2 separate regions of the Mus musculus genome follow, and region 1 is linked to region 2. A link is a loop called in an ENCODE intact Hi-C map of the cell type or tissue named here. Cell type or tissue: heart. All regions are shown on one strand. Links, peaks and the distances in the headings refer to the core of each region. The heading gives the core; the rest is flanking DNA.

Region 1 (7,979 bases), core at 1,251-6,250, 93 kb after region 2:
CATAGCTTCCTTCAAGAATAGGACCCCACTGACCTAAAGACCACTCACTTAGCCCCATCTCCTAGAGATTCCACTACGTATTAATAGCCTTTGAGAAACACTTCTCCAACTTACAACCTTTATTGATACAGGCTCTTAGACAACACAGCACTCCAGAGATCATGTGAGGACAGAGGTAGAAAAGCACAGGTTGGACAGTGGAATACAGTCTCAGAAGATACATCAAAGGGATCAAATTAGGAATCTCAATGAATTTTTGAAATCTAAGCATTGATGGCAACCATTGTGTTCGCGGAAATATAAAACTAAGGCTGAACATCTGTAGGCATTACGGTTACAGAACAGAATGTAAATGCCCCAAACCACAATGGCATACAAAGGGGCAGGGGTGGAGCCAGACACATGCTAGAGTTTCTCCATCTGCCTCAGTGAAGAGTCTGTGGGTAGGAAGGACAATGGGCAAATCAAGAAATAGATCGCTAAGTTCACTGTTTAAAGCACTGTTTAAATGACTCAGACAGACTCTAGACCTTCCAACCATGAGAGGAGACAAAGAGGACAAAGGCGACCTCGCAAGCCAAACCAGAGGGGACCAAGGGAAGCGAGAAGCAAAAGAGAAAAAGCAAAGTAAACAATTTATTTTTCAAGAGAGACTAAAATGACTATTTTAGAGCAAACACTCAACGAAGCATTCACATAACGAGTACACTCCTCTGTGAAAACAAACTAGAAACTACAATTTTCAGAAAAGTAACCCAGTGTAACCCCATCTGGGGCAAACGGCTACCAATATAAACATTCTGATTTCTACTTCCTTATAGAGATTTCTGGAAGCCTGCCGAATAAGTTGGTAATCATAATTAGCTTTGAGGAACAGTGCTCAGAAAACCGCAGGGGAGAAAGATTTTATTCCCAATTAACAGTATAATATAGAAAGACCCATCACCCACGAATTTTCAAAATGTAACTTTACATATCAAGGAACTATAGCACAATCTAAAAAACATGACAGAGACCGGACACACAGAGGTCTTTGAGGGGTGACAGGAGGGAAGGAATAATTATTTTAGAGGGGCTTAGAAAGAGCTTCTGATAGTGAATGACACATGATGGAAACTTGCAGAATGCCTGTCACTTTCTGATGTACAATCAAGCTGACAAAATAGGGGTGACTGAGGCAGGAAGGTAGGGGTAGTGTTCAAGGATGATGGAGTACTCAAGGAGAGTTTGAGCATCTGCAAATACAAGGTATAAGGGAGAGTTAGCTGAAGGCTTGATGCTCCTCGGAGGACCAAGTGTGTGCTAAAATGCCCTGAATAAATAAAAGGATGCTTCTTTTTTTTTTTAATTAGGTATTTTCCTCATTTACATTTTCAATGCTATCCCAAAGGTTCCAAAAGGATGCTTCTGTGTGAAGGACCAGAGGCTATTATCCTAGTTGTCCTCCAGTTCCAGCTCACAGTAGGATGCAGGGTGGATTCTGGAGGCCTCACATAGATCCTGATTAGCTTGGTCTCCCATCGCTGGGACCTGCCTGCCTCAAGGGCAGGCAACGGGGTCTGCAGCACCGTCTGGACCAAAGGGCAGTCAATAATGGGTTTCTAGTCTACTCTCATCCCCTAAAGACTCCCTTTGTTAAACACCTCTATCATTCTCTTCACGTCCTCTTCACATTTCATGATATCTTTGTCATGGCAAGCAGAAGAAGGAAGAGGAGGAGGAGAAGCAGTCACATTAAAGTGATAACAATTTCTTTTGACAGGACCATACTAATTACCCACTCGGTTTCTTCTGGTTTTGTTATGAAATCTTAAGAGAGAGAGTTTGGCCAGCATTAGAATCTAATGATGCTCATTTTGACAATAGGAAGGGGCCAGCCTGCTGGTAGAGGCATGATATAACCAGTAGGGGTGGGTTTTGGAAAATGACATTCTCATTTCAAGGTGCCTTGTTTTGTTTTGTTTTTTTAATCACTTTTTAAATTTTCTATTTGTGTGTGTTCCTATCTTAACATGAAACTCTAGGTGTCCCGCTCTTTCTCTTGCAGCCGTCACTTGTTTTTGGTCTTCCTCCTCTTTTACCAGCCAGATAGACAGATTAGATGATAGATAGATAGATAGATAGATAGATAGATAGATAGATAGATAGATAGATAGATAGACAGACAGACAGATATATGATAGAGTATAAATAGGTAATAGATTGATAGATAGATAGATAGATAGATAGATAGATAGATAGATAGATAGATAGATAGATAGATAGACAGATATATGATAGAGTATAAATAGGTAATAGATTGATAGATAGATAGATAGATAGATAGATAGATAGATAGATAGATAGATAATAAATAGGTAATAGATGAGAGAAAGGAGATTCAGAACCCCTGTGAGCTTTGCTATAAAGCAACAGTTCTCAACCTGGGGGTTGCAGTCCCTCTAGGGGTTGAATGACCCTTTCATAGGGGTCACCTAAGACCATCAGCAAATGCAGATATTTACATTATGATTCATAGCAGTCGCAAAGTCATAATTATGAAATAGCAATGAAGATAAATTTATAGTTGGGAGTCACCACAATGTAACTGTATTAAAGGGTCACAGCATTAGGAAGGTTAAAAGAAGCAGAGAGAACAGATTACTGACCTAGTTCCTACTTGAACTTCACCAAAAGACTCCTAGGAATGTACTCAGGACCAGGATGGGGCCTCCTTGGTCCTCCACAATGGAAGATTCTAGAGCAGAGGTTGATTGGCAGAGGGAAGGGCTTCCAGTGTTAGTTCAAATCCCCAAAAATCCTGTGACATGGGAACCACTGTTCCTGTGTTAGGGTGAGCCATCTGTTAGCTAGCGAATCTGGATTTGGAAGCAGGTCTATGTAGCCCTAATGCACAATGCCATTCTCTTCCCACTCCTCACAGGTGCTTACACAGAAGACATCCAACAAGACTTTTTATTTTTTTCAAACTTTATATGTATGAGATTTTTGCCCCTGAGTGACAGATACCTGTGGTAGTTGGAAGAGGGCTGCCCAAATTTGGCCAAAAAAATAGAGGAAAGAGAAAATAATTGCCTGTTTGGTTTTGTTGGTTGGTTAGTTTGGGGTTGGGAGGTTGACCTTTTTGACACAGGGTCTCATGTAGAACCAAGGCTGGTCTCCAACTCTCCATATGACCAAAGATTATATTGAACTGATCCTCCTGCTCTGGGGTTATAGGTGGTGTGCCCCAGTGCCTGGGGAAAAGATGTCTATTAATAGTTTTCTGTGTGTTTCCACTGCAAAAAAATTCCAAATGTGAATACTACTACTGTCAATTAATGGTTAAGGAAATTGAGGCTTAAGGATCTTAGGCTGGCTGCTGAAGGTCCCACTAATACAGGAAGATCAAGCCAACTGGCCTGGCTCACTCTTGGGCCTTGCCCTTGGCTGTCTGTCCCTGGACACCAGCCCAGGTATTTCCCCTGCTGAGAACTGCTTCAGCATAGCCACTACCACTGAGAGGCAGTCCAGCAGGGAACAAGGACCCTTCATAGTAAGGAGACCATGGTTAGACCTTGGATACACAGACCCCAGGTAGGGGCTCAGGAGGAAGGTAATCAGGTTGAGGTGCTAGAGGAGCAGGTGAGGAAAGTCTTCTCAAACCACTTGCTAAGAACCTTGGAACTGAACCACAAGCCAGCATCCAAGCCTCCGGGTTTAGAAGTTGTTTTCCAAATTCCTATCAGTAATCCCATAATTGAAAAGGATTGGAGGTAGGTCATTATGTCCTGAGAGGCAGACAGTGAGGATAAAGAGCTCTCAGCTGCCCAGAGTCACCTAACAAAGGCAAAAATATTTCTCTTTCCCAAGAGGTTAACCAAGCAACTTTTCGCCAGAGCAAGACTCACACTGAAAAATTCTTACGTTTACCCATTCTAAATGAAAAAACATCCACCCAACAAGCAGAGCAAGAGTACTTGGCGAGGGAGCCATGCTAAGGACTTGGGGTTGGACATGTATACTCTCCAGTATCACAATCAATGGACTTGCTTTTTGACTCCTAGGACCCTCTGTTTCTTCATCTGTAACACTCCCAACGTAACAGAGATGAAAGTGCCGCCGATTTTATGGTTGATACACAGCTATAGATGTAAGCGTTTACTTGGACCATTCCATGAATGTTGACTACATGACGTGGTCTGCACTCTGACACTCTCTGGGGGATAGTCTGCCCTTGGGGTACAGTGAAATCTTGCAGGCAGTGGACAGGAAACAAATAAAAACCATTTATTCTTGAGCTATGACTCCTCTAGTTGTTATGAAGGCCATCCCAGGATGGCCTTCCTGGAAGGCTTCCTCCAGAAGCTGGGATTGGACTGGGATAAGGAACATAATAGACACAGTGGATGAGGACTGGAGAGAGACCTCGGTTAGTAAAGACTTTGTGCAGGTTTGAAGAGCTCAGCTCAGTTCCAAGCACCCATGTTAAAAAAAAAAAAAATCAGGCATGGTAGTACACATTTAGAATCCCAGCTCTTGGTAGATAAAAATGTCTGGGATCACTGGCCAGCCAGCCTACTATAACCACTGAACCTCAGATCCCAGGGAAAAGCTATATCTAAAAAAAAATTAATTAATTAATTAAAAAAAAAAAAACAAAGGGGATTGCTTCTTAGAAACGACACCTGAGGTTGACCTCTGTCTTCCCTACAAATGCACATGATGTACATAGGGAAATGGCAGTGTCTGGCTTCTGTAGCAAACTTGGGAGCACTGTTTTGAGACTCTGAGGACTTGCTAGATTAACAGTAAGAAGAGATGTGGAGAGAAGTTTCCACCCAAGTGAGGTCCTGTGGACAAAGTCCTTCGGAGGTCAGGGAACAGCAGATTAGAGGAGATGAGAGGCCAGAAGCAAGAGCCAGGGAGACAGACCATTAGGTCATGAAGGAGGTGGGGCTGAGCATCTTGTCTTAAGTCTTGGAAGGCGGGAAGAGTTAAGGCAGAGTCACACAATCAGAGAGTGGTTGGTAAGGTATTACAGTGAGCCAGTTGAGGACAATAGGAACCTGGATATGGATGGAAAGGAAGGGAGAAACAGGATGGAGACCAACTACAGTGAGCAATTTTCAAGAATCTTCATGCTTGATGAGTACCAGGATCATAGCCATCCTTTGGCTTGGGCATGTAGAGGAATTTTGCTGTCTGTTCCCTGTGACAGGGGACGCTGGAGAGAGCAAAGATTATGGGGGAAAAGATCAATGCCTGAGAAGTTACACAGAGATACACAAAGCTGGCCTAGTAACTGAGCCTTGTCATTCCTGCCTTGCTGATGTTTAGCTGCAAGTTGCCCAGGAGGTGCTATTTCTACACACAAAGATCAGGGAAAACAGTTGGACAAGATAATCAGTCAGCCACTGTCCATTTAGCTCTTAAGCCTCAAAAGCTCTTAAGCTCTTGAAATACCCATATAGCAAGTGTTTCAAATGGGGGACTAGAAGGACTGGTTGAGACCAAAGGGTGTTTTACTCGATCCCTTCAGATTGAGTAAATCGAATCCCCACACGGTAAGGGCTCAGTGGAGTCGAGCGGCAGCTGGTACTTTGTAGGAAGCAGACTGTCCCTCTCCTAGGTGCTCACTCACCCCTTCCAGTTCACACGTATGCCTGCTTGGCCCATTCTCAGACGTCTCTCAAGATTCTCCAGCCAAGAATTATATACTAAATTATTCTCTCTCTGATTAAAAAGAGAATGACCACAAAAATAATATTGTGAAGGTATCTTATAATTCTGCCACCCAGAGAAAATCGCTATGAAACTAGAATATTCTTTCTGCTAGCCTTGCTTGATAATTGACCATATTAAATATGATTTTTCTTTATGGTGCATTTTTTTTTGCTAGTTCTATAACAGTACTTTCCCAAGTGGTTAAAGATTCTTTGAAGCAGGGTTTGGAATGACAGTATCATTTGCTGAATAATTTATATAATCACTCTACCGTCATTTCTTAGATTTGTAGACATGTCTCAACTCTGATTATTTCTTCAGACACTGTGTGAAAACTGGATGATGCGTTCAAGTGGATGGTGTGTGTAGGCTTTTCAAAATCCCTGTCAAATTGCTCTCCAGAAAGCTAGTTCCTATCTTCTCCACCCATCAGCCATCACACATGGCCAAGACCAGCTGGGGCCACTTTTGGGAGCTTTCTGGGTGGGGACAATGGGGCCCATGAGGAATGCCTTCTCATCATAGAAGCCATGCCTTATTTTTATAGGGCCCTCATTCAGAGAGAAGTTACTAACTGAAAACTAGATAGTAAACAGAATTGAAAATGCCCACGGCATTAGTTTCTGCTTGCAGGTCGTAAAGTCTCTGGTGAAACTCCACTCTGGTTACTGTGCAAAAGCAGCTGTGGACAGTCTGTCAGCAATGGAGTGTGGCTGTGTTCCAGGAAGACTAGGCATGCTTCTTTTTTTTTAAAAAAAGTATTATCTGGCCCCTTTACACAGTGTTTTGACCTCCACTCTGCTCCAATGTCATCCTCCCCACAATCTTGAGAGGTCGGTGAGGCAGGAATTAGAATGCCTGTTAGAGAGGGAAACTGAGTCTTGGAGAATCCAATTACCATGTCTCCAGGCACACAACTAGCAACTAGAACAGATGACATGGGTACCTCCATTTTCTGACTTCTTGTTTAGAGAATAAGGAATCTCCTTTTACAGTCTAATCACAGGAGTCAAACGAATAGCATGAAATGGCAATGGTCTTCAAGTCACTTGACTCAAGGTGTAATCCAGTTGAGAGTCCAGAGTCCAGAAAGGAGGAATCACAATGCAGTCCCTCAAAAAGCAGGAGAAGGCCTTGTCAAGGAGCTTGGATTGTAAAGAGTTAATCTGCAATGTGATGTTTGTTGGGGACATGATTCCTCCTTCAGCAGAGAGCTTGGTGATGGTGGAAGGCACCTGAATTACACATTCTCTCAACTGAAAATAACAGAAATCCCAATTCTAAGCAGTGGAGTGAAAAGAAAAAAAAAAAGAAATTTGTTGGTTCCTATATCTCAGCGGTATTAGAGTAACAGAATGTCAGGGCTGGGTCCACGGGCTAAAATGATGTCATGGCCATGTTCTCATTCCCTATGCTTTCTGCTCTGATTGCTTATGACATCAGTTTTTCAATAAGCTCATTTTCATGAAAAGGGTGTTTCCAGGCTGAATTGTATTTAAAATAAAAGGATCCCACCCTCCTGTTGCCGCATCTTAACATTTTATAGGACTCTGACTGGGTCATGTGAATCCACCATTGCATTGGTCACTGTACCCAGTGACAGGCAGCGTTCTGATTGACCATAGCTTTTAGAGGGTGTGAGCATCATATTTGATGTCCTAGTAGGGTCTCATAGTTAAGGAAAAGAGTATACCCTTAGAAATTAGAAAAAGCTGATCAAAGATCATGAAAGCAGAAAAACAATTTGGAAAAAAAAAAAACACTTTTACCAGCATATTCACTAAAAGACAACACAAAACAAGAGACCCAGAAATTCGTTCTCCAGAGACTGCGCTATCTTGCCTTACATGTGTGCTTAAAAACCATCAGGGAAACATGGAGGAAAGTATTGTTTTAGATACTGGGCAGCACAGTAGAGCTGGCCATGTTGGCCAAGGCATGGGAGACCCATCCCTGAGAATATGAGAATGGGAGAGCTGGCCCAGCCCCTCATTGGGAGGAGCACTTGGGAAAGTGAGTCGCACACATCAACTGGCAACATGATGGAGCTGACTCTGGTGGTGTGGATGTGGATGAACTTGCCTCAAGAGCATGAAAGCAGGAGAGCTGACCGTACCCTTGCTGACTACAGCATTGGGTAAAACAGCTAGAGAAATACCGGAGAGCTCACCCCAGTGCTGAGGGTGTGGGAACGTAAGTGGACCAGCTCAGCTACCTCCCAGGACCAGATCCAGGACTTTAAGTTGACCCGCCCCCAAATCTACCTCATCTAT
Region 2 (7,979 bases), core at 1,113-6,112:
CAGCCCCTCGGGAGCTCGGGGTCCGCCCCCTCCGACCAATGGCAGCGCCGCATTACCTCATCGGCCCTCCAAAAAGGGGGCGGGGCCGGGGGGCGCGGGGCGACAGGGCGGAGCCGGCCCGGACCGTTCAGATCCTTATAGGGAATAATGCAGTTGTGGGCACGCGAGTGGGTGGGCTGGGCGCGTCCTGGGCCGGTGTGCGCTACAGCGGCGTCCCACGGCCCCTTCGCCCTACGCCCACCGCCTCTCTATGAGCCTTGGACCTAAACAAGGATTCAGTCCCAGCCACCCAGCCTTCCTGCATAATCTCTTCCAAGGGCCCCAGGTGGCCCGCACCCTGAAGTCCTTGATCACGCCTCCTGGAAAAAGTCAAGAAGGAAGCCTCAAAGAAATTTTCACCTTCTTATCTTTCCTAGAGAGAGCAGGGAGTAAGAGGAAACCGCTGGACATCAGCTTCCCTCACCTCCCACCCCCAACACACACACACACACACACACACACACACACACACACACACACACCTCTGCCTTTGTGGGATGGCTGTGGTAATTGCCATTGGGGGTAAATGGATCTGTGGAATTATTCAACAGACCCTGTTCTGGACGTCAAGCAAGCCCTTGCAACCAGGGCGATTGTGCTAGTATGATGAGGAAACTAGAATAGTTGGAGACCTAGGTTAGAATGACTAAGAGGGCGTTGTTTTCTGTGGGACAGTAAAAGATGTGACATCATGCCAGAAGAACATCAATCACAAAGGCCTGGGTCTTCTTTGAAGGAAAGAATATAGGGAAAGGGGGAGTATGATAGCTGGTCTCCCTGGTGGCAGACAGCAATCCTTCCTTCTGCAAGGAACATTTGAGGTAAAGCAATCAGTACGTGGAATAAAACCAGTTCTTAGAGAAAACCACCTATAGAGCAATATTGGTAACATTATTACCAACCCATTTTAAATAACATCTTAATTGGGGTGTGTGTGTGTGTGTGTGTGCTCATGCTGTTTTTTGAGACATAGTCTTACTATGTAGCCCAGGCTGACCTTGAACTCAAGATCTTCCTGAGTCAGGCTTCTGTTAGAGTTACAGATGTGCAGCGTCATACCTGGCCTATGCTCTCTTTTTAAAAGCAGGATTCCATACTCCATCTCGTTGTGTTCACATATTCCTTCTAGTTGGGGAAAGTGAGAACAGGTGTCCTGTGTACCTTCCAGCTGAAGAAGCAGGCCCAGAAAGGGATGCTCCCACCACACTCTCTAGCTGGCTCTTCTTACCAAAAGGGATGTACATCCCTGACTCAGCATCCCTTTGACCGATAGTACTCTTTTAGAGTAATCTCTCTCCCCTCTCTCCTACCTGGTTTTGAAGGAGACCTGTGTTTTAGCTGCAGAATGCTGTAAACTTGTAACAAATGAGGAAAATCCAAGGGACTCCCTTGGGTTATCCCCAAGAGAAGAAACTTTTATGGCAGAAGCAGAAGGCAACATGGTAACATTATTTCTGACTTAACTGCCCTTGTTGTGGTTGTTGTGTGTTGATGCTGTGGTTATTTTGAGACAGAGTATCATTAAGTAGTCCAGGATGACCTTGAACTCTCGATGCCCCTGCCTCAGCCTCCCAAATGCTTCCAAGAAGCCTCCACCCAAGTATTACAGCTATACAGAAGAGATCTTAGCTCCCACATCTTTCTGTCTTAGCCCCACTCAGCTCTGAAGCCCCTCCCCTCCTTAATTCTGTTTCAGGGTGCTCTGGCCTTCTCACTACTCTTCTAGCCCCGGCTCCAGGAATATAGTTATATGGTTTCCTTTCCTGACACGCTGAGGCCGAGTATCAGCTATTTGCAGCATTGCTTTTTTAGCCATAGGAAAGTCCCAAGAAACTTGAGTGTAGATAGTAGCCGGCAGTCAGTCACTTGAGGCCCGAGCCATGGGCACTAATGGGGCCACTCTGAGGAACTAGGTTGAATGAGGACATACTTGGTGGAATCTGAGAGATTCACTGAACCTTGCACCGTGCCAGTCATGTGGAAGACTTTAGAAGGGTTTACAGACAAATCCCTTTGGTTTAACATCTTACAGGCTAGAGGCCTCTCTTCTCTGCTTTCCTATTGCAAGACCATTTTGTCCAAAGTGCCCTTTGTTTTTCCTCCAAGAGAAAGCCTTTCTGGAATGCAAGACAATCGCCAGGCAGCTACTTTGCGCTACGTGTCACAGAGCAGATGTCCTAAGAGAGGACGTCTGAAGTGTGTCTTGTTCTGGGGGCTACTTCCTTAGCAAAGCCTGGGTGTCTTCTGATTATTTTCCATCCTGAAAGCTGCTGATTTGGATTTGTTTCTCCCTTGATTCTTCAGCACGGACTCACTCAGAATTTGAGGGCCTCAGGAGATACCTACAGCATTCTGGTCAGGAGTTTTCTCTTCTGCCTAAGCTGAACTGCTCGTCTCTGCTCACCTCTGCAAGGTCAGCGTAGTCATGATCCTAGGAACAAGATGACGGGGCTCCCTGAGTCCTCATGTAGGTCCTTCCAGCAGGTGTGCCTTGAAGCCACCCATCTGGACATTAGGTTGTTCACTGGGCTAATAGTGTGTAAGGATTGCTTCTGCTAGTCTATTTAGTGAGCAAGATTGAATGGGCCTGGAGCTTGGGTAAGAATGGGGATACCAGCTTTGCTTATCTCTTCTGGTGGCTGAGAACAATGACAAATTTATGACACTGGGCGAGCTGAAGAGGCTTCAACCAACACCTGGCTTGTCCTCAAACCTAACTGGCTCACCTAGTCCCTCTGTTGGAACTTTTCTAGAGACGTTAAGAGCATGTTCACTTCCTATGTATCAAAATTCAGAGGGTAGACCTGTAGGGGGTATTTTCTCAGGCATCTGAAGAAGATACAAAGTTGCTCCGAGACTGTTGAACTTCATATTCAACATGAGAAAAATAATGTTCAGAAGAAAGAATTTACCCAGTGTCCCACACTCAGCTGGAGGCAGAGCCAAGTTCATGTTGTGAACCCTGATTCCTTAGCTTCTATCTGCATCACATCCACAGGGCTGTCTTCCAGGCCAGGGCATGGAATAAATGTATTTCCAAGTCCCATAGCTGGCCTGTGGAGAGCTATCTGTACTGCCTAAGGGTTCTTGTCTACACTAACAGATCCTCTGAGCTGACCAGCGTTGTATAGTTTTGTGTAACTCAGAGGTTACTGCCTGTTTCCCTTTCTACCTTATTACATGATACCTTTTGAAAACATGCCAAGCACGTTTTACAAATAGATGTGTGAATACCTCCTTTCTGGAGAGGAAAAGCAGGCTAGGATGGAAAGGAAACATATCCACACCTGAGACCTGTGATAGACATGGCTGCTGAACAGTCAGTCATACTTCCAATCCAGTGGACAAGTCACTTCATGCATCAGTTTCCATGTTTATTGGATAAAAGATTAGACTTTATGATTCCCTGCAAGATGTCCCTTGGTGTTGATAATAATAACAACAATAATAGTAAGTCTACTACTCCATGGGAAATTCTCAAAGTTGAGGTGAATGGACGTGAAGGAAGATAAAACTCACTGTGTGAGCAGGTTTGACCTCAAACCAGCATGCCCACCCACCTCACTCTCAGCATTTCCTACACTCCCACACTACTCTGTCTTCCTAGACACAGGCTTAAAATAAAAGACGGCTGTGCAGACTGTGTTGATAAAGGTACAGGAGAGACTTGGGGTCTTGTTTCTGGTGGAGCCTCTTGGTGTTACCAGTCCATCTTTCTGTTCTCTTTTGGATTGGAAGCATTAAAGGGTCCAGAGCTGTGTCTTTTGTGTTCAAAACTTAGTGGACCCTTGCACACCGTTCCAGTCTCAATTTAGATATTACCTCCTTAGCTTGACCCTTTTCCATCCCCTTCAAGCGGATTCCCCACAGCACCTTAGTTGGGTTCTTTTTTGCGTGTAGCTGACTCTGATATGGTTGCTCATCTACCTGTTTCTCTTCCTGAAGTGTAAGCCCATTGAGGATAGAGCATTGGCAGCAAGATTCAGTTCACTAATGGCTGCAGGGACCCAGAAGTCCACACTAGTCCCGAGGCTCAAAGTTGAGCTTGACAGGCAGCAGCTCCTCAGAGGGACTCACCGAGCCTATCCCTCTGGCTAAGGCTAGGGGGCGCCGTAAGCCAGAAAACACCAATTCCCTGAGCCTTCAGCCTGCTGGTCTCGCAGGCCCAGAAAGGGACATATCCACGCCAGACAACGGGGTGCGGGTGCCTTGAGTGGGTGAAACGATCCCTTCCCGTCTGACGGCCACAAAGTTCTCAGTCAACATCCCGTCTGGGTCTGCAGCTGCCTGAGCTCCTCCACCCCTGGACCGGCTGCATGTCAGTCAGGGAGAGAGGCTCATTTGGGAAGCGACACACTTGTGAATCACTAATTTGGGGGCCACATGGAGGTCTGAGAACACAGCATAAGATGGCAGAGTCCCACTGTTCCAAGTGGGGCTCTGGAAGTTCAACCCGGAGAAGGTGCTGACAAGCCTAGGTCAGGACTACTGTCACATAAGGAAGTACCTCGGCTTCCCTCCCTTCCCGCTCTAGACCCTAACCACAGCGCTTCTCCCCAAACCCACAGTACATGTGAAAGTCATTATATTCAAAATAGCCTTTTCCAAGCAACGGACAGCCTGGTCCGCCCATCACCAGGAGCCCTAGCCAGACCCTCAGCAGAGTCGCTGCCCAACACGGGGCATTTAGGAGCCTAAGAAGGTGGGAGCTTAAGGTTCACTCTGTGCCTGGTACCAGCAGAGAGTAAACACCTTTCCTGGCTTCCATCTGGAACCAATTTCATGGCAGTAAAATCTTCGTAGGGCGTCTCTCCCCCATCTCCCCCACCCCCAGCCCTGCCAGGGAAGCGAAGACCCCTCTGTAAGGTCTCTGCCTGTGTTCACGTGAATGCTGGGGTTTTAGTATTTCTTTCCATAGACAGCTATTCCCAGGAATTTTAAGCCAGAAAACACATGTGTGTGGTAGAGACATTTTGTGTTCTGTGTTTTCTGGGGTGGTGGGAAATGGGAAGTCGAGTTAAATATTCCAATTCTTGGTTTTCTTTTAATGGCTGTATGTTCAGGCAGTCAATTATTTCTGCAAAGGATAATATGAAGTGCAGGGACCAAAACTTCCCCCACAAGCCTAGTTTAATGTGTTCCTTATGCCTCTGGGGTTACTGCACTTTGCCTTTAACAATGAGGACTTAGCCCCACCCCCACCCTCGCCCCCACCCCCACCCCGGCCCCTGCTGTGGCTTTTCTGAAGGTATCAGACTCAGCTCCACACAGGGTTGTCTTGGCCAACCAGCCCTGCTGGGGCTCAGGGAAAGAAGAGGGTGGACTTGTGGTCAGGCTCCTGCCCACCACACTGGGCTGGGGATCATGTTTCTGCAAAGGTGCTTTGAGCCTGCCTTGGTGAAGCCTGACACAACTGGAACTGGCTTGTCCTGTGCTGCACTGTCCAAAGGGCATCGCCGCCTCCTTGATACCTGGCTGTGGAAGTTCCTCTGCCTCCGGCCTGTCACTTTCTAGCTCCTGACAGGTACCTTCAGCCTCAGTGGCAGACCTCCAGCAATTCAGGTTTCTGGGCTTGGATCCTTGCTTTTTTCCCCTTTAGCCTCTGCTCTCACCTTGCCTGATCCCAGCTTCTCTCCTGGCCTTGACTGACTAGTGTGCTGTGTGCACTGAAATAAGATGCACAAGGCCACAGTGTCCCCGCTGGCTTCCTGACCGTCCCTGTCCATCCTCCTGTGACAGTCTTACTTGCAAGTCCTATGACATAAGCAGACTTCACCTGCCCTGAAATCACTGTCTTCTTCCTCCTGTCGCTTCCAGCATTTTACTCATTCCCTCCGATGACATCACCTGCCACCGTGTCCTAGAGAGCCTTGAACTGGACATCTCTACAAGTCTTTCCCACCCTGAATCCAACCTGGAGAATCTCCCCAGACCGTGCCAACAGCGCCATAACTGGCCCTGCGGCCCCAGTCCTTTTCTCCTTCTCTGTCCGGCTCTTCTCTTGCTGCCCATCGTCGTCTCACAGATCTATTCATATTCTGTGGCTCTCTGAACAAAGTCTTAAACTCCGAAGATGTACAAGATCCTCTCTGATCTGCCTCTTCTCAACAGCACCCTGAGCTGCAACTGGAGGTGACACCACTCCTATAGAACATCACGTGACTATTACCCAGCAGCAGACCCACCCTTAGTGCCACCTAAACCTCTGTTACCTCAGTCCCATCTTGCCCCATTTTATGCCCCCTGCCCTCCCTCCTCCACTCCCATCTGCCAGGAATCAATTAGGACCACCAGCTTTGGAATGTTCTCTGACTCCCTTCAGAGAACATTCCCTTTCAGCTGTCCATCTGGGCACCTCTTATGCTCTGCGCCCCTAGTGGTCTAAATGTCTGTAGACCCAAGCAAACCTGGGTGCTTCTCTGTGTGCCAGTGCAGTACCTGCACACAGTAGACACTTAGAAAATACTGAAGAAAGAGACTAAACAATGAACTGGGGGGGAAAGATCCAGTGTATGTCAATATCCCCATTGCTAATCCACCATGAGAGGCTCTAGGACCTAACTCATTGAACTTGAGTTCTCAGAGAGATTCCCAGAGGTGAACAGTCTCATGGGTACACCCAACTCAAAAGGGCCAGCAAGCCAGCAAGCCAGCCAGCCAGCCACAGTGCCACTGTCCTTGCTTCTGTGAGACAAATGATTAAGAAGTAGGCAGGCAACACATGTTCATGGCATACCTTATTATATTCTGATAGTGGAAGAGTCCTATACCTCCTCACCAGAACACTTTGAGTTGGTGGGTGTGAAATTAGAACATGGATTGAGGACATCCCAAGAGGAACTTCTAGGGAAAACACCTTGAAATTTTCTCTTCTCAACTACATGTTTTAAAAATTGATTGCGTGTGTATACCTGTGTGCCTGAGTGGTGGTCAGAGGACTGGTGAGAGTTGGGTCTCTCTTTCCAACACATGGGTTCTGGATGTCAAACTCAGGTTGTCAGGCTTTGTGTCAAGCACGTTTACTCTGTAAGTCATCTCAGCTGCCTTTGAATTTTCTTTCTGATGGAAGCTGTGTCCACTGTCAAAAGCCAGTCTCGCTGGATGGTGATGATGGCTGAGCTCACAACACCTACTGTGGTCTCTTTGGTCTTCTCAATTCTTTGTTTAAGATTAGTCATGCCTTCATCTTCCCCTAGACTCTTTTTTTTTTTTTTTTTTTTTTTTTTGGCCCCAGAAAGATTGCAATTCATTGGTTTTTCTACTAGTCTATTGTTTTCAGGTACTTTTGATAGAACAAACCTTATGAAACTGAAGCTTCTAGTACAACCCGTTCTTGCCAGATAGATAGATAGATAGATAGATAGATAGATAGATAGATAGATAGACAGATCTTTGAACTTGGCCAGTGGGCCTTGTGTTTAAGAGCAATGTCTGTGAAGATATCCTTGATGACAAAAAATTGCCCAAGAGGCCATTCACAAAGTATGTGTAGACATGAGGCAGTACTAGTTATAAACTTCTACAAAGGGTTTGTGCTTTGACGTCTCCCTCAGTCTTCCAACCCTAAATAATAGACATTTTACGTGAGAGAAAGTATGTGTGTTGCACACAGTGAGGCGATCCAAGGTTAACAAGATTTATCTTCCTCTTTCCCTCTTCAACTTATTTTTTGAGACAGTGGCTCTCCTTGAACCTGGAGCTCCCTGATTCGAGTAGGCTGACCAGCCAGTGAGCTGCAGAGAAGAGATCTGCATGTCTCTGTTTTCCCAGCACTGAGATTACGGGCATTGCCACACCACCTTTTTTAGACCCCTGCTAGAGCTGTGACTTCAGGTACTTAAGCTTGCACAGCAACAAGCATCTCCCCACCACTGTATGTCTGCCTTATAATCAAGGAAACTGGGGCTTAAGGAAGACATCTTGCAGACAACTAAATATTG

Evidence for each region. Hi-C counts contacts between places; a loop is a spot of excess contacts. Peaks named below come from ENCODE experiments on the same cell type or tissue, not always from the same donor. Only the 100,000 strongest peaks of a DNase experiment are listed, where the experiment ranks them.
Region 1: a loop joins it to region 2, with 2.5 times the contacts of the local background. A loop is called at or near these places in 1 of 42 quality-filtered maps.

Annotation. Positions count from the first base shown.
Region 1 is chr10:86,199,625-86,207,603 of GRCm38, reverse strand. The region is part of intron 6 of Syn3 (synapsin III); the gene reads left to right. Among named protein-coding and RNA genes, the nearest start is that of Gm35636, 42 kb to the right of the region's middle. In heart, for the core only: no CTCF peak of the experiment used is centred there; DNase peaks (open chromatin) are centred at 3,443 and 4,223.
Region 2 is chr10:86,292,529-86,300,507 of GRCm38, reverse strand. All of the region lies in intron 6 of Syn3 (synapsin III), which reads left to right. It overlaps Timp3 (tissue inhibitor of metalloproteinase 3), which reads right to left and starts at 96. Exons shown (of 5, transcript NM_011595.2): 1 at 1-96. RefSeq lists an enhancer at 3,091-6,281. In heart, for the core only: a CTCF peak has its summit at 4,134; a DNase peak (open chromatin) is centred at 4,117; H3K4me3 peaks cover 951 bases; H3K27ac peaks cover 1,545 bases; H3K27me3 peaks cover 898 bases.